Regions from separate parts of the Mus musculus genome. Here region 2 is linked to region 1. The links are chromatin loops, found by intact Hi-C in ENCODE. Cell type or tissue: heart. All regions are shown on one strand. Links, peaks and the distances in the headings refer to the core of each region. The heading gives the core; the rest is flanking DNA. Region 1 overlaps Gprc5a (G protein-coupled receptor, family C, group 5, member A). Region 2 holds the start of Ddx47 (DEAD box helicase 47).

Region 1 (8,870 bases), core at 389-8,388:
GCCCTCCAAGGCTTTCCTGCCGGGGGAGGAACGGCTAAAGGTCACGTGTCTACCCTCAGTGCACTGCCCCACAGTGACCTCTTGGTGCAGACACTGATTTCCAAGGGCCACATTTTCATCCCAATCGCCTCCAAACTCACTGCCAACCCCAGACCTCTGTGTCCTTTGCCAGGAGCTCTTTGGGATATTACTGGAGTAGACAAGGTCTGTTTCTCTCTGCCAGGAGAATTTGGGTTTTGTTCTCGCTATAAATTCCTGGCCCTTGCTCTCCCCCCCCCCACCCCATCCTCAGTAATACGCTCACCCTGACCTCCTGACCTCCCTACGTGTCTATTCTTGGGATGGGATGTATTTGTTATGTGGTAAGTTATTCACCTGGGTATGCAATAAAGATGTGGTCACAACTATTTTTAAAATCTAAATGTTATTTATTTATTTATTTATTTATTTATTTATTTATTTTCTTGAAAAAAATATGATTTAAAGATTTTGTGGGTATGAGTTTGCACATGCTGCGGGGAGGCCAGGGAATAACTTCACAAACTCTGCCGGGCAGAGGATTAGGAGTCTCTGTGCTATGGAGAAACTAGGATTCTCATACTTAGCCATAGCACGACACGCAAGTGTGAGCTTAGTTAGGGACTTGCTCCTTAAAGAGACAGGTAGATTTCTGTGAGTTTGAGGCTAGTCTGTTCTACACAGGGAGACCGGGCCAGAGAACTGGCAGCGTGGCTTACCTGTAATCTCCTGCTGAGGCAGGAGGATTGCCATGATTTCTGAGGCCAGTCTGAACTACAGAGTAAGACTTTGTCTCAACAACAACAACAATAAAAACAAACAAAGCCACAGAAAAGCGAGTTAGGGCTGTGAAGAAGTGTGGGTATTCACAGCTCGGGTATTGATAGCTCATAAAGGCTGGCAGGCTGCACTTTCATTTGCCTGGTTGTTTTTTTTTTTTTTTTTTACTGATTGAAGACAGAATGACAGAGTTGGTGAGAACCTGAATTCAATCTCCGGATCTGCATAGTGGAGCGAGAGCAGATTCCTGAGGTAAGTCCTTCTAGACTCGCCTAGTCTTTCTCAAGAACCCAGTGGGGTTTCTTGTGAGGAAAAAAAAATTATATATATAGTCTTAGTTGGGGCTTCATTGCTGTGAAGAATGAAGAATGCTGTCACCAAGGCAACTCTGACAAAGGCAGACATGTAATTGGGGCTGGCTTATGGTTTCAGAGATTCAATCAATTATTTTTTTTTTAAAGATTTATTTTATTAATATATGTAAGTACACTGTAGCTGTCTTCAGACACTCCAGAAGAGGGAGTCAGATCTTGTTGGGGATGGTTGTGAGCCACCATGTGGTTGCTGGGATTTGAACTCTGGACCTTCGGAAGAGCAACCGGGTGCTCTTACCCACTGAGCCATCTCACCAGCCCAGATTCAATCAATTATTATCATGGCAGAGAAACATGGCAGTGTGCAGGCAGACATGGTGCTGGAGAACAAGCTGAGAGTTTTACATCTCCATCCGGAGGCAGCAGGAGATGGTCTGCCACACTGGCTGTAGCTTGAGCATAGGTGACTTCAAAGCCTACCCCCACAGCAAAACACTTCCTCCAAGGCCTTGCTTACTGCAACAGGGCCACACCTCCTAATAGTGCCACTCCCTATGGCCAAGTATTTAAACACATGATGTTCCTAGCCAGGCATGGTGGCTCTCACTTTTCTAATGCTCTGGAGGCTGAGGTAGGGAGACTACCATGATTTTAAGACCCAGCTTAGGCTACAGTGTAAGGACCCTGTGCCATGACTCCTCACTAAATGTATATTCATGTTTTAATCTCACAACACAAAAATCAACACAATGGAGCTCTGAATTCAAAAGGTGTGGATCTTCCTCTGCACCATCAAGCCAGCAGTATCACAGTGGAAGCCCGGGAAGTGACCTGTGATTTAACTCAAATCTTACACCATCTACCTGGAGACAATATCACATCCCATGGATTGAGAGAGCCCAGAATTCCAAACGGATCACCATCACTTGTTTATCAGTCTGGTCCCTGGGTGCTAGATCTGTGTTTCTAATTTCTCTGCTATAAACTGGGTGTTCTCACCCTTTCCTGTCAGGACTGACTCCCAGGAGTCGGGGAAATGTCTCTGCATTTGTTATAAAGGCTGCTGCAAAGGATACAGATGAGATCTACAGGCTAGCCATGGGAGAAGCTTCTGACCTTATGACTCTATGTGCACCATCCACCAGGGCAGGCCAAGCACGTAGCCTCCTGAAGCGTTTTGGATTGTGTCTGAGTTTGTATGGAGTTGGTGTGCCTAGCAGGACTGCAGATAGATGTGTGTGTGTATGTGTGTGTGTGTGTGTGTGAGAGAGAGAGAGAGACAGAGACAGAGACAGAGACAGAGAGAGACAGACAGAGACAGAGAGACAGACCCTGCAAGGCTTGTGTATTCCTCTCTCTCTCTGGCCCAAGATGACTTGGAATTCACCATGTAGCCCACGTTGGCTTGTGGCCATCCTGCCTCAGTCTGCTAACTGGGAATTAAGGTCATCGTGACTAGCAACTTCCGGGCTCTTAGGTCTTCCGTTCTTCGTTCTTCACTGGAAGGTATCAGATTACCTCTGGATAAGGAGACTGAAGACCTGCTACCTGCTCCTCCTTTTTGGGGATAGTGTTTAGCTCTGTATGGGGGCCTCAAACTCAAGGGGATATGCTTGCCTCTGTCTCCTGAACTCTGGGACTAAAGGTATGTCTCTTGAGACAAAGTCTCATGGAGCCTAGGGTGGCCTCCAACCCTATGAAGCTGAGGCTGGTATGGCCATTCTGCTCCCACCTCCCCTGAAGGGCATAGAATGTTCTGGGCCCATCTTGTCGTTAAGGGAGGAGCCTTGCCAGGGTTTCTTTCTTTTTTTTTTTTTCTTTTTTTTTTAAGATTTATTTATTTATTATATGTAAGTACACTGTAGCTGTCTTCAGACACACCAGAAGAGGGAGTCAGATCTCGTTACGGATGGTTGTGAGCCACCATGTGGTTGCTGGGATTTGAACTCTGGACCTTCGGAAGAGCAGTCGGGTGCTCTAACCCACTGAGCCATCTCACCAGCCCGTTGCCAGGGTTTCTATACCTATGGCTGTTGAGACACCGAGGAGGACCTGGGAATGGCACCATCTCTGTCTCTGGAGAGCTTTGGCCAAGAGATTAAATGGTCCCCCAAGTGGAAAGATGGTCACAACATTCTGAGTGCGTGCCCTTTCTGGTAACAGAAGACTGCCTCTGCAAAGTGCTGGTCTTTCCCATGGCCCGTTGTCACTTCTGTTCATTTATAAGCTCTTTGCGTCAAGGGCTAGAAGTTCCACGTTTGAGAATTACTATACGGAAGAGGACTTCAATCTCATCTCCGCCCATAGGAAAGTAGAATGCGAAGACTCAGTCCAGGCTGGCCCTTGGCCAGTGTCAGTTGATTGATGTCTGGAGGCAAAGTGCCACTCTTTGAACTAAACGGTTAATGATGAATCAATGCGCAAGCCCAGCAGCCTTCTCTCTTTTTTTTAATCACGTGTGAAATAGACTTAGGGTCCCACCTTTCCGAACCAAAGTTGCCATACCCGGCTTCTCCACTAGATGGCAGGAAGACCTCAGCGTTCAACCCTGGGGAGCCTAAATACAGCATCTCCTGGCTTAAGGCCCCATTCTGGTTGAGGGCACAAGATTGTGAGCAGGACCGAGGGAGGCGTGCCTCAGAGCTGCCCCTTCCCCTAACCTTTAAAGCCACTTCCCGTCTCCTTTGCCCTTATTTTTTTTGTGTGTGAACTTCTCCAAGGTTTCCCAGCCCGTTTGCACGCAACCTGGCATCATTACATGTAACGTCTCACGGACTGATCTTATGAATGTCATCTGGTATTTATGTGGTGAGAACATTGGCTCTCGGTCAAAACCAGAAGTACAAGCTGGCCCTGGAGATCCAGGAGCCCCCTCCGCCCTCCCACTCGCTCCGTGTTTCCTTCCGTTCTGGGCTTACTGTTGCTGAGCACTGAATGCCCTGTTGGGCTTTTTTGATTTCCTGACTACTTTCTTTTGTTGCTGCCAGGGTTTTGCATGGTCACTGATATCCCAGCCTCAGCCTCAAATGGAGCGTTGCTTCAGAAAATCCTAACTGTTTACCTCTGAGCACCGGGGAATCTGGACTTTAGCTTGTAGGTTGCTGTCTTTGTGTGTTAAACATTTTAACTAATTAATTAATCAATCAATTAATTAATCAATCAATTAATTAACTAATTAATTAATTATGTGTGGGTTCCTGTGCATGTGTGTAGAGGTCACTTCTCTCTTCCCACCACACAGGTTCTAGAGACTGAAGTCAGGCCCAGACTTGCATCTCTCCCTGCTGAGCTATTGCCTGTTTCCTTTTCTTTTCCTTCTTTTACATGAAAGGTTTTATTATATGCGTGCTTTTATCTGTGTACGTGTATCACATGTATGCCCTCAGGGAAAGAAAGGGACCGGTCCTTTAGGGGTGAATTACAACCAGTTGTAAGCTGCCTTGTGAATGCTGGGAACGGAACTCAGGTCTTCTGTGAGAATAGCCAGTGTTCTTAGCTCTTGAGCCCCCCCCCCCTCTCTCTGACAGGATCTTATATAGCTTGTGTTAGCCTCAAAGTCACTTTGTAGGCAAGGTCCTTCTACCTCCGCCTCCCAAGAAGTAGGACCACAGGTGTATATAGCACCATGTCTGGCTTGCTTTTGGAATGTGTGTGTGTGTGTGTGTGTGTGAACCTCTACCTATATGCATGTATGGAGGTCAGAAGGAGACACTGAGTGTTTCTGTTCTATCACCCTCTGCCTTATTTCTTGGAGACAGGGTCTCTCACTGTAGCTAGAGCTAGGCTAGCAAGCCCTGGCGATCTTCCCTGACAAGGCAGAGGCTACAGGTACATGTGTAACCACAATGTTTTACTTGGGTCTTGGGTATTTGAACATAAGTTCTCATGCTTGCATAGCAAGCATACTTACTTACTGAGCCAGGTGTGAGGCAGGGTTTGATGCTGTATCCCAGGCTAGCCTGGTACTACATATCCCAGGCTGGCCTTTCACTCTCAGGACTCCTGTTCCGGCCTCCCAGGTATCCCTTACAGGCCTGCATCTGCATGTCTGGCTCTAGAACCCTTTGTCTTCAGGGCAGATAATGCTTTGGCCTCCCTGGATTCTGCTGATGTTCCATAGATGGCTGGGTTTGGGTAGCAAGTCACTGGTGCCTGACCCTGCAACTCCCCAAATACCTACAGAGTTGCCCATTCCTTGGAGAGGAACATCTCTGGACCTAAAACTCTGTGGTTTAAGGAGGTCGCAGAGACTGTCTGGTTGGTGTCTCTGCAGCCTTCATTTAACAGGAAACTCAGGGAAGCACGATGGAGCAGATACAGTAAGGATTGTATCGCTGGTTCTTGGCTCTCTCTGCTGTCAATCCCTGATCAATTCTACAACTGTTTTTAAAGGGAGCATTTGGTCAAAGAAACAAAGCCTGAGTATGATCACCCATATTTTCAGGATTCCTCTGATTCTCCTTCTTCAAATCAGGAGCCCTCTCCTGGCCTCTCTCCTGGTCTTCTCGCCCTGTCTGGCATGGAAGCCGCAGGGAGGCACTGGTGGGAACTGCCTTTCTGATTTGTCCTCCATCTCCCAGCCTTGAGTCAGCTGTCAGGTGAGGGCGCTCCAGACAAGAAGAAAAGCTTTCCCTCAAGCTGCAGCCCGTGAGATGGGGGTGGGGTGGGGGTGGGGGGACGACGACACAAAGTTCCCGCAGGCCTGAAGCCTCTGTGCAGTGTAAGCCAGCGCCCAGTGCTGATTCTCTCTCTGTGGGAAGTTATGTCTCCTTTAAGGGACATTCACCTGACCTTGGAAACTTTCTTATTCGTTCGTTCGTTCGTTCGTTCGTTCGTCTGTCTGTCTATCTATCTATCTATCTATCTATCTATCTATCTATCTATCTATCTATCTATCTATCTATCTACCTACTGACAAGATTATCCTATGTAACCCAGGCTGGTCTGGAAAACACCGTGTAGCCCACACTGGATTGGATGGTCCTCCTGCCTCGGCATCTTGAATGCTGAGGTTGTAAGTGTCCATGGGGTCTTAAGTGTTCCTTAGGAGAGCAGACACAAGCCAGATGGTGGTGGCTCACTTCTTTAATCCCAGATCTCTGAATTCAAGGCCAGCTTTTTCTACAGAGTAAGTTCCAGGACAGAGAGAGAGAGAGAAAGGGAGAGAGAGACAGAGAGAGGGGGGGGAGGAGGGAGAGAGAGAGAGGGAGAAGAAGAAGAAGAAGAAGAAGAAGAGGAGGAGGAGGAGGAGGAGGAGGAGGAGGAGGAGGAGGAGGAGGAGGAGGAGGAGGAGGAGGAGGAGGAGGGGAGAGAGACAGAGGACACAGAGACAGAGATAGAGACAGAGAACACAGAGAGCGTCACCGGAAAGCCCACACGTCATTATGGGGTTTGCAATGCCTTGCCCTGAGGTGCTGGCACTGCAGCACACATTCCAATCCCCCAGATCTAGCAACAGGCAATAAAATGAACCTTGGCTTAGCTGGGCTTGTGGCACATAACTTACGGCTTATAACCCCAGTGCTTAGGAAACTGACAACTGAAAGTTGTCACAAATCTTGTAGGCCTGTTTGGGATACAGAAGACTCTGCTTCCCTCCCCACCCTTACAAGAAAAACAGATGGGGCAATCTCAGCCCTTCTGAGGGAGAGGCATGACAACCAGGAGTTCAAGGCCAGCCTTGGGCCACATAGTAAAAATAAGGCCAGCCTGGGTTACACAAGATCCCTTTTCCACTCCTCACCTCCACAAAAGAAGAAACAGTTTAAAAAAATGAAGCGTTAGTAGGTGTGGTGGTGTGCACCTGTAATCCCAGTACACAGGAGATAGATACAGAACGATCAAGAGTTCAGAGTCATCTTTAGCTTCTTGGTGGGTTTAGGGTCAGCCTGGGCTACATGAGAAATTGTCTCTAAATAAATAAATGAAACTGAGGAAGAAGAAGAAGACTGGGAAGGGGAGGGGGAGGGGGAGAGGGAGACGATGCTTTAATGGGATTTGTTACCACACATGCAAGCAACCCCTCCTGCTCCCAGCTGTCTCCCTCTCTGGTCTCTTCCATGCATTGATGTACTGGTTCTGCTGGACTTGTTACAACTCAATTCAAAGCACCTCTCTGATGACTCAGGATAGCTGTGCGTGAGCTCAGAGACAATGCTTGTACCCAGCACCATCTCCCCCCCCCCCCCACCTACATAAAGCTGTGCCTCAGCCCTTCCCTCGATAAGATGGAATGACTGTAGTGTGCTGCCATCTTTCTGGGTTGCCATAATGCACGTGAATGCCCTTGGCTGGAGCTCTCAAGAGCATCCACAATGGTGGGGTCTTACCAGGACACACTTGAAGCCACAGTCTAGGTTCTGACTGACGACTGGTTAATCTGAAGTCACTGATGAGCAGAGCTGAGACCGTGGTCAGCCTTGGGCACACTAAGCAAACATGGAGTGATTGGCTCTGGATTTGACGTGCTGCTCAAAGACCTAGGAGAATGGCAGATTTATCTTCTCTCATCCTGTCAGCCTGATTTTGTTACTGAGAATCTCAGCTGCCATCTCGGACCATGAAGAAGCAAGAAAAAAAACCCATAGGAAGGGGGCTGGAGAAATGGCTCAGTGGTTAAGAACATTGGTTGATCTTCTAGAGGACTTGGGTTCGATTCCCAACACTCACACAATGGCTCACAATTATCTGTTAACTCCAGTTTCAGAGGATCCCGTAATATCTTATGGTCTCCTTGGGCACTGCATGTACCTGCTACATACATATACATGCTACATACATATACATGCTTGCTACCATATACCCCCAAATACCCTCACACGAAATAAAGTAAAAATAAATAAAAAATACCACATGGGACAGAAAATCCTGGATTCTTTTTCTATCATTGCCAAAATAGATAAATAAAATATTCCAGTAGAAGGAAGGATTATTCTAGAGTTTTTTTCCCCACAAGAAACTGAAATAGAACAAGCACATATTGATCTTAGTATGATGTCTGCAAGACAGAGGTAATGACAAAACCTAAGTCAGAGTTAAGAGTTAATAGTGGTCAGGTGTGGTGCACATTCCTTTAATCCCAGTACTAGGGTTCAAGGCTAGCCTGGCCTACAAAGAGAGTTGCAAGACAGCTAGGACTGTTTCACAGAGAAACCCTGTCTCGGGAAGAAAAATTAAACACTTAAACATTTGTGGGCCTATGAGATGGCTCAGTAGGTAAAGGTGCTTGCTGTTAAGGCTGAGGACCCAAGTTCAATCCCTGAAACCCACGTGGTGGAAGGAGAGACCCGACTCTAGCAAGCTGTCCTCTGACCTCCAAATGTGTCCACAGCACACAGGCTCAGGTGCACACACATATACAACACAAAATCAATGTGAAAAAGCATAGGGGAGGGGCTAGGTTGTCAGACATCTCTAATAGATCGCCTGTAAAGGCGTTTGACTAACGTCTTATCAATCACTCGGCCCAAAATAAAACATGTATCACATTTCCAACATGACAACAGAAGTAGAAAAAATAAAACCAGAACACTGACACATCGCAACAAAGTTAGAAGAGAGTTTAATATATGTAAATGTATTCATGGTCTCCAATGGTTACATAAACATATGTTAGAAAAACATTGGTAGACAGCAGTTTTGATGGACAAAAAAACCAACCCACTCCTAAGGGTTTTAGATGTCTTTGAGCCTGTGCTGGGACTCTGTGGCCTGGGCAGTCCTGGTACCATTAGGAAGCCTAAGCTAAGACATATGCTG
Region 2 (8,870 bases), core at 628-8,627, 78 kb before region 1:
TGAAGTATCCCTTCCCCCACTTTTTTCGGTGTTCCATACTGCAGTATGTCTAAGAAAAGCCAAGGTCTTTCCTTTAACTGTTATCTTTCTTCACCACAGGATGCAGAGAGAGGGGGTGGGGTGGGGAGGGGACAGTGCATCCATCTATATAGGTTTTGGAGACAGTTTTCCCCTGTAGCCCTGGCTGTCCTGGAACTTACTCTGGTAGATCAGGCTGATCTTGAACTCTGTCAACTCTGGGATTAAAGTCACGCACCACCATTGCCTGGCCCATCTATCTTTTATTACACTATATTGTTGTAATTGTAAAAGTTACTGCCTATATCTTACTAGACTTAGTTTGTAAATTAAATTTTAACATGAGGGAAAACAGCATCTCTAGGGTTTGGTATCACCCGTGGTTTCTAGCATTCACTGGGATCGGGGTTCTTGGAACATACCCTCTGTAGATGAGGGGGGCCTATTTTTCCAGACCTACTAAAAAAAAAGCTTTAAATGTCTTTTAGGAACAGTAGTAAAAATGAACTTTTAAGGTAATTAAGGAAATAATTCTAAAATACAATGCTATATTTGTTTTTTACAGTTGTAAAACAGAAATTTTATTTTGAAAAGAATTTAAAATATTTTGGCTCCTTAAAACAAGGTCTCACCATATAGCTGTGGTTGGCTTGAACTCATGGCAATCCCTCTGTCTCGGCCTGTTGAGTGCTGGGATTACAGGCATGTGTTGCCATACCCAAATTTAAATGGTATATATTATGTATTAAATATATTATATATTTAATACCATGTATATTAATTATACATTTTATATATGTGACAGAGGGAGCACATGAACACATGTCTGAAGCCATGAAAAAATTTCGGAACAAGATAACAATCAACCACTTTTGCCTCTGATGTATCACTTCAGGCTTGCTTTTGCCCTATATCGGTGTCAGAATTTTATTTAGATTTCCTTTCTAACCGTCCTTATTGTTCTGAAAATACAGGATATGACAGGGCTCAGTTTCTAGAATGGGGCCCTGTTGTTTCCGTGGCCAGAATATAAATATCCTAGCTGTTCCAGGCCTATGGGAATGCTAAGGCACGCGACACTGTCCGTGGGCTGACATGGGCTTTGCTCTTTGGAACACATCTGTGTTCACCCCACTAGTTCAACAAAAACACTGTCCCAGGGTAAGTGCCGTTTGAAGGCCTAAGGCTTGTCTTCAGGTCACAGGCCAGGGAATAGAACACGGAGATGCTGTCATCACTGTGTACCATATGGCCCTGGGTGCCTTGAGGAAGTCTTAAAAATAGCCTATGTCTGAATTATCCAAGAATAGACAAAAAGAATCCTTGCTTGACTAAAATGGAGAAGTTCCCCAGGCCCCCGAGACAGGGTTATGCTATGCATCCAGGGCAGTTCTGAAACTCTCTATAGACCAGGCTGGCGTTGAACTCAAAGATCTATCTGCCTCTACTTCTGCCTCTGCCTCCTGGGCCCTGGTTTTAAAGGCAGGCAGTACCAGGCCCAGTTTATTTCTTTTGAGACAGAGTCTCTCTATATAGGCTGGCCTTGAACACATGATCTTTCTGCCTCTGCCTCTCAAGAACTGGGAATACAGGCATGAACGTGGAGTTTTTACGGAGTTTTATCAACAGCAAGTAAATCAGTTCTCTTAAAGCAGCAGTCAGTGTTATCCAGGAGTCAGGGGCCAGGTGAGGAAGGGTAAGATGGGGTGAAGATAGGAAAGCTTGTTTTCTGCACCTGTGATGCCACAAGCCCAGCATCTTATACTATTCATAGGTGTTAAGGCAGCAGCCAGTTTTCAGACATCTCATGAGTGCTCGTTTCCTTTTCTGTGACTTGAAATTTGGGGACCTTTCAATGATGCATCTAAGTTGACAGCCTGTCCACTTGTTCCCACTAGGGCCTCTGGGCTCTGTGACACCTCAGCTGCCCTCTGTTCTCACTTCCCTGTTCCATTCTCTTGAAGGAAATCCAAGTTCATCCAGAGAAAATGTAACTGCTATGGTGGCTCCCTCTTGGTTTGTGGAGAAGAATTTGATTAGTAGAATTCCGAGTGTAGCTGGGCAGATGGAAGCTGGTCTTGATAATGTAAAGGTGACTTCAGAAAGCTTACTGGTGTTGCATGTGATGGCCTTTGATCCTAGCACTAGGGAGGTCTCTGTGAATTATCTGCAAGTTTAAGGGCAGTTTGGTCTATAGAGTGAGTGTTAGGATAGCTAGAACTATCTAGAGTGAGACTCTATCAGACACACACACACACAGAGAGTCAGAGAGACAGAGAGAGACACACACACAGAGACATACACAGAGAGAGAGACAGAGAGAGAATAAAGGAAAAAGTAAGGTCATGTGTTGGGACCTCAAGTAGGTTGGATTCTGGACTTGTTTCTTATCACATTGCTTCATGATCCTGGACACAGCTCTTTTCCTATGAGACTCAAGTTCTTCGCTGGTCAAGTAAGAAGAATGACTTCCTTAGCGGGTCTGTGTAACAGTGACAAGAGGTGGGAAGGACCTCACTATAGTGGAGATCAGACTTTTTTCAGGACAAGTCAACTCCTCCTTCCAAGAGTGTGTTTCACATACAGGGACACTTTAAATGGCCTAGTTCCCAGGCATGGTGGTGCACACTTGTCCTCTCTGCCTTTGGAAGGTGGAGGCAGGAGGATCAAGAGCTTAAGGTCAGCCTCTGATACACAGGGAATTTGAGGCAGAACATACTGTGCTACATGAGATGCTGGAGAAAATAAAATAAAATAAAATAAAATAAAGTAAAATAAAATAAATAGAAGGTAGTTACAGGAAGGGCAAAATAGAGAGCCAGAATGCCTTTGGCTTTCTGCCAGCCAACCGTGTGCTATGACTGTCTGGTAGAATCCATGTTGGGATGGCCTATTTTATACAGAAGGCGCTTTCCTTTTTTTAACTTGGAGTGAAATGTAAGAAAAACAAACAAACCAAACCAAAGGACGCAGACTATTCTTCAGGAATGTGCGGAGAAAAAAACCCATCACTTTCTAAAGCAGTGGTTCTCAACCCTATGTCTCTGGGTTGAACGACCTTCTCACAGGGGTCACGTATCAGATATCCTGCATATCAGATATCCTGCATATCAGATATCCTGCATATCAGATATCCTGCATATCAGATATCCTGCATATCAGATATTTACAATTCATAACAGTAGTGAAATTACAGTTATGAAGTAGCAATGAAATAGTTTTATGTTTTGGGGTTACCACAACAGGAGGAACTGTATTAAAGGGTCGTAGCATCAGGAAGGCTGAGAACCACTGATAAAGAAACAGTCAGAGAAATCCCTCTGGTCTGCCATGGTTTCCAACCCCAACGCTTTGCTGAGTTTCACTTCACCCAGGTGGCACATACTTAACATCCATTTTGTCTCTAGAGTCAGGGAAACAAAGACCGCCTCTTGTCTCTGAGGCAGTCTCCTTTCCCAGTTTCTTTTCTGAAGACCAGCATCATGGTGAATGAGAGCAATGGTTTTTGTTTGTTTTTCCAGACAGGGTTTTTCTGTATAGCCCTGGGTGTCCTGGAACTCACTCTGTAGACCAGGGTAGCCTTGAACTCAGAGATTTGCCTGCCCCTGCCTCCCAAGCTCTGTGATTAAGGGAGTGTACCACCATAGTCCCCTCCCTTGGCTTTTTCTATTTATTCTTTTATCTTCTGTCATTTTGTTTCTGAATTCCGACTTGTGCATTTTATCTTAATTCCCCTCCCTCCACAGGCAATCATCACAAACCTCTTCAAGTGTAGTTTCTGCTTCTCTGTGTTTTAGTAGAAGGTTGTTACATCCATCCATACACACTTGTAATATAACACACATATAATATATATTTGAAACAGGGTCTTACCAAGTAACCCTGACTGTTCTGGAACTTGCTATGTAGACCGGGCAGGCCTCCACTTCACAGAGATTCACCTGCCTCTGTCTCCTGAGTGATGGGATTAAAGGCATGGGCCACCACTCCCAATCTTAGTTATATTATATTTAAATCTATGGCCTTTCCCACAACAGCCTCAGGACTTGGAGCCCTAAATACTCTTAAGGGTATGTTTGACATGCGCTGCGCACATTTTAACAACACACTCTGCCAGAGAAAGGGATACCACGAAGAAAAGCATAGCAGATTGTCTCTAATGCCTCAGTTTCAGAAAGTGTGCCCCACACATTGAGAATGCCAATGCCTCCCCACTAGGGTACACTTGCAGGCACAGGGCATGTAACATACATTGTACCTCACTAGCTTAAGTGGTGGCAGTTCAGATATCTCACGGGTCTCAGGAATTTTGTATTCACAGATCTGCCAGTTTTTTGTTTGTTTGTTTGTTTTTTCGAGACAGGGTTTCAGAAATCTGCCTGCCTCTGCCTCCCAAGCGCTGGGATTAAAGGCGTGTGCCACCACGCTCGGCTCAGATCTGCCAGTCTTGAATAGGTGTCCCCTGAACTCAGAACGGCCTTTCTGGTATCAGTAAGGTCCCAGCTCAAATATCACTGCCTCAGAGACACCTTCTCAGTCTTGCAGCAATCCTGACAATTCTTTCTCCCAAAGCTTTGCTCCCCTATTTTTATGTAGCACTTTTCATAATTCAAAGTGGCCCATTATTACCTATGTATTGTTTGCCTTCTCTTTGCAGTGGAAGTTGATACTGTCCTGCTCTATCATTAGACACCTAGCACAGTCCAAGCATATGGCAGGCTGTCAGTTGTCAAATATATGAAGTAATGAATAAATAGTATCGTGATGTCCATGTGTTTACATTTCTATAGTTAGAAAAGTGATAAGCCAAAGGGAAGACAGCCAAGGCCCTGGAAGGCCGAAGTTGCAGAATGAAATCCTGCCTCAAGAAACCAATTTAAAAAAATAAAAAATAGGGCAGATACCCAAAGGGCAGCAAGAAGGGATCGTCTCAGTTCCTTAGGCACACAGGCTTCCAGCCATTGCTGTTCTTCCAAGTCCCTCCTGTGTGGGGCGCTGCCACGCCAGACCCGCCAGCAGGAGGCGTTCAGAACCTACACTCTAGGAAAGTAATCGCCTACATTTCCCAGCACGCCTTGCGCCTCGGCCCCACTTCCGGAGCCCACGAGCAAGATGGCGGCGGACGAGGAACCCGATTCCCCCTCTGGAGCCCTTCAGACAGCTGCGGAAGAGGAGGAAACGAAAACATTTAAAGACCTGGTGAGAATGGGTGATGCTGGTATTTATTTTGTGATGTTGGCGTTTAGGCTCACCCAGGGTTTGGGTACTTCATATCCCAGCCGGTGGTGTGTAAAAACACCTTGGGGCCTAGCTCATGCTATCTTCAGGCTGTCAGAAACTCGGGGTCTCTTCACGCTCCCTCGGGTGCATTTGCCTTGTAGGATGCCGCTGGGTCGTGAGAGCCCCCGTTTGTTTTTCTCCCCAGTTACTGTAGAGCCTTATGTTATCTAGGGTCACGCGTGACCTCCTTACAAGAGGCAAGTTGTTATGGTGTGCGCCTCACTTTATACACGTGAGGCACTTGGTAGAATAATAGCTAGCCACTGGTCGGAACTGATTTGACGGGTTAAATGAGATAATACATGCAAAGAGTTGACAGCAGCCCCTGGTGAAGAGAAATTGTCTCAAGGCGCTGTCCCATAGTGTTCATATAAAGCAGGGTCTGAGATGTACAGTTATGTAAAGTGCAAAGGGCTACGTATCACCAGGAGGATGGCTCTGATAAAGGTGAGGATGTATTCTTTGCTAAAGTATGGTTTTCTGAATTCAAAGGGTGTTACGGATGTATTGTGTGAAGCTTGTGACCAGTTGGGATGGGCAAAGCCCACCAAGATCCAGATCGAAGCTATTCCTTTGGCCTTGCAAGGTAGGTTGGAATTAAATATGCAGGCTAGTACAGAGCCAGTGTGGCATTATATTCAGTTTTTGTGTTGCTTCTAAGAGCTATTGCTGTCAAATTCCAAGTGAAATAAAGATATAATCTCTCCCTGGGTATGGCAGGACTACTTGAGTTCTTAACACCGAGGAGGCAGAGACCTTGCTTCAAATAAATATAAAGCCAGGTGTGATCACGGTGGCACAAGCCTGTACCATTTGGGAGGTAGACACTGACGTTAATGAATGGTGGGACGACAGTTTTAAACCCCTAGAGCACTCTACTGTCTGAATTTGCATGGCAGATCCTGACTGTTAGCTCTAAGAGATGAGAATTAAGAATCCATACAATGGACCATCAAGAGACCCATAATTAGCCTCCAAACGATGACACCATTGCATACACTAGCAAGCGTTTGGTGCAAGGACCGTGATATAGCCGTCTCTTGTGAGACTATGCCGGGGCCTAGCAAACACATAGGTGGATGCTCAGAGTCAGCTATTGGATGGATCACAGGACCCCCAATGGAGGAGCTAGAGAAAGTATACAAGGAGCTAAAGAGATCTGCAACCCTGTAGGTGCAACATTATGAACTAACCAGTACCCCGGAGCTCTTGACTCTAGCTGCATATGTATCAAAAGATGCCGTAGTCGGCCATCACTGGAAAGAGAGGCCCACTGGACAGGCAAACTTTATATGCCCCAGTACAGGGGAACGCCAGGGCCAAAAAATGGGAATGGGTGGGTAGGGGAGTGGGGGGGGGAGGGTGTGGGAGGCTTTTGGGATAGCATTGGAAATGTAATTGAGGAAAATACGTAATTAAAAAAAAAAAAGAGGAAAAAAAAAAAAAAGAATCCACCATAAAGCTAGGCGTGGTGGTGCACACCTTTAATCCCAGCACTCCATTGGCAGAGACAGGAGGATTTCTGAGAGTTTGGGGCTAGCCTGGTCTACTAAGCAAGTAGGAAAACACTTTGTCTTTAAGACAAAGAACAAACAAACAACGCCCCCCCCCCAAAAAAAAAACCAGAAAGAAAATCCATCTTGCTTATTCTGTATCTTCCAACACCCTTGATCAGACCTTTCTTGAAGTTATCTTTTCATTTCAACACAGTATTTTACTAGCCTGTCTCTTTAGCTACTGTTTCTTTCCTTTGGCTTTATAATAGCGATTCTATCACCATCCTCTATTTCCTTATTCTAAAACAACTTGGACCTACTGAATTAGAATTTTCAGGTGTCAAACCAGGTGGTGGTGGTGCGTGCCTTTAATCCCAGCACTCAGGAGGCAGGGCTTGGCAGATTTCTAAATTTGAGGCTAGCCTGGTCTACACAGCGAGTTCCAGAGCAGCCAGGACTACACAGAGAAGCCCTGTCACAAAAAAAAAAAAAAACCAAAGCAAACACACAGAAGAAGAATTTTCAGATGTGGGACATAGCCCCTCCTTCATAGATTGTACCTCTGATGTGTATGCCCCTCAGGGATGCGAACCGAGTGGAAATTCAGGGCTTTTGTGTGAATGGGAGGAACGAGGTTATGAAGATGCTCATGGGTCACGAGTAGTTTTGGCAACCAGGGGTATTTCATGCCGCCATTCTTTAGGAAGATGAGCTGAAGGCCTGCTGGCATAAGTATATCCTGTGTAGCTTGTAGCTCTCGCTCTCTCTCTCTGAACCTGAAGTTCTCTGTATCCAGAATCATTAACTTCCTCCCAGAACTGATTTTTCTATAGTTCCTGTCTCCGTTTTTGGCTTTTCAGTTTCCCATACTAAAATTGATGTCACCCACCACGTTCCTTTCAACCAGTTTTTGTTCGCTTTTACTTTTGAGATGGGTCCTTGCTGTGCTGTCCAGGCTGGCTTCAAACGCCTAGGCCTGAGTGCTCCTCTTTCTCTGAGCCTCCCATGTAGGTGGGACTACAGCTGTGCACCATCACGTGGACCGTTCAGCTCCTTGCCTCCTCTGGGTTTATCTTCGAGAAGAATAACACCACCTGTGAAATTCCCTGTTTATCAGGATCCATTAGGGGTTTATGAGCCCCTTCCTAGCCTCATTCCTACCTGTTTAATACCCTGCCATTCAGCCCAGGTGGGGCTTCACATAGCCCCGTCATACACTGTTTCTTAGAGCCCCGGCCCTCTGTCCTCATGCAGGAATAGCTGTCCTGCCTTTTGCTTACTTCCATGTAGAATTTGTAGATCTCTGTTAGCCTGGCATTCCCCTTTATGTACTTTTTATCTTTTCTAGGGGCCTGTATTAAGGGCCTTACCTAATTAAACATGTGTGTTGGTAAGATCGCTCAGTGGTTAAAGGCTCTTACTGCTGAGTTTGATTTCTGGGACCCACATGGTAGAAGTAGAGAACGGAGTCCTACACGTTGTCTTCTGACTTGCCACAGTTATACATGGAAAAACACACACACACAGACCACATAAAACAATTTTAGAATTAGAAATTAGCCTTAAGTTAAACTTTTTTGTTTTGTTTTGAGACAGGGTTTCTCGGTGTAGCCTTGGCTATCCTTGAACTCACTCCGTAGATCAGGCTGTCCTTGAACTTAGAGATTGCCTGCCTCTGCCTCCTGAGTGCTGAGATTAAAGGCACAGGCTACCTCTGGCCTGTTACTGAATTTTAGCTAATATAGGGTAGAGGCCGTGCCCTTTTTGTTTATTCAGTTTATTCTAATTGACGAGGGAGAGCCTGTGCCCAGCATTGTGTCCGTATAGAAAACACTGAAGGAGCTCAGAGTGCCTTTCTTTGTAAAAGAGTTTTGTTTTGTTTCTTGCAGGTCGTGATATTATTGGGTTGGCAGAAACGGGATCTGGGAAAACAGGTGCCTTTGCTTTGCCCATCCTGAATGCCCTGCTGGAGACGCCCCAGCGACTGTTCGCCCTGGTCCTCACCCCTACTCGAGAGTTGGCCTTTCAGATCTCTGAGCAGTTCGAGGCCCTGGGGTCATCTATTGGAGTGCAGTG

What was found. Peaks named below come from ENCODE experiments on the same cell type or tissue, not always from the same donor. Only the 100,000 strongest peaks of a DNase experiment are listed, where the experiment ranks them.
Region 2: a loop joins it to region 1, with 2.4 times the contacts of the local background. A loop is called at or near these places in 12 of 42 quality-filtered maps.

What each region holds. Positions count from the first base shown.
Region 1 is chr6:135,084,288-135,093,157 of GRCm38, forward strand. Gprc5a (G protein-coupled receptor, family C, group 5, member A) reads left to right here. Exons shown (of 4, transcript NM_181444.5): 4 at 1-422. Among named protein-coding and RNA genes, the nearest start is that of Gprc5a, 23 kb to the left of the region's middle. In heart, for the core only: a CTCF peak has its summit at 3,611 (motif pointing right); a DNase peak (open chromatin) is centred at 3,624.
Region 2 is chr6:135,006,512-135,015,381 of GRCm38, forward strand. Ddx47 (DEAD box helicase 47) reads left to right here and starts at 5,101. Exons shown (of 12, transcript NM_026360.3): 1 at 5,101-5,217; 2 at 5,791-5,884; 3 at 8,684-8,870. The coding sequence starts at 5,131. In heart, for the core only: no CTCF peak of the experiment used is centred there; a DNase peak (open chromatin) is centred at 5,080; H3K4me3 peaks cover 1,462 bases; H3K27ac peaks cover 763 bases.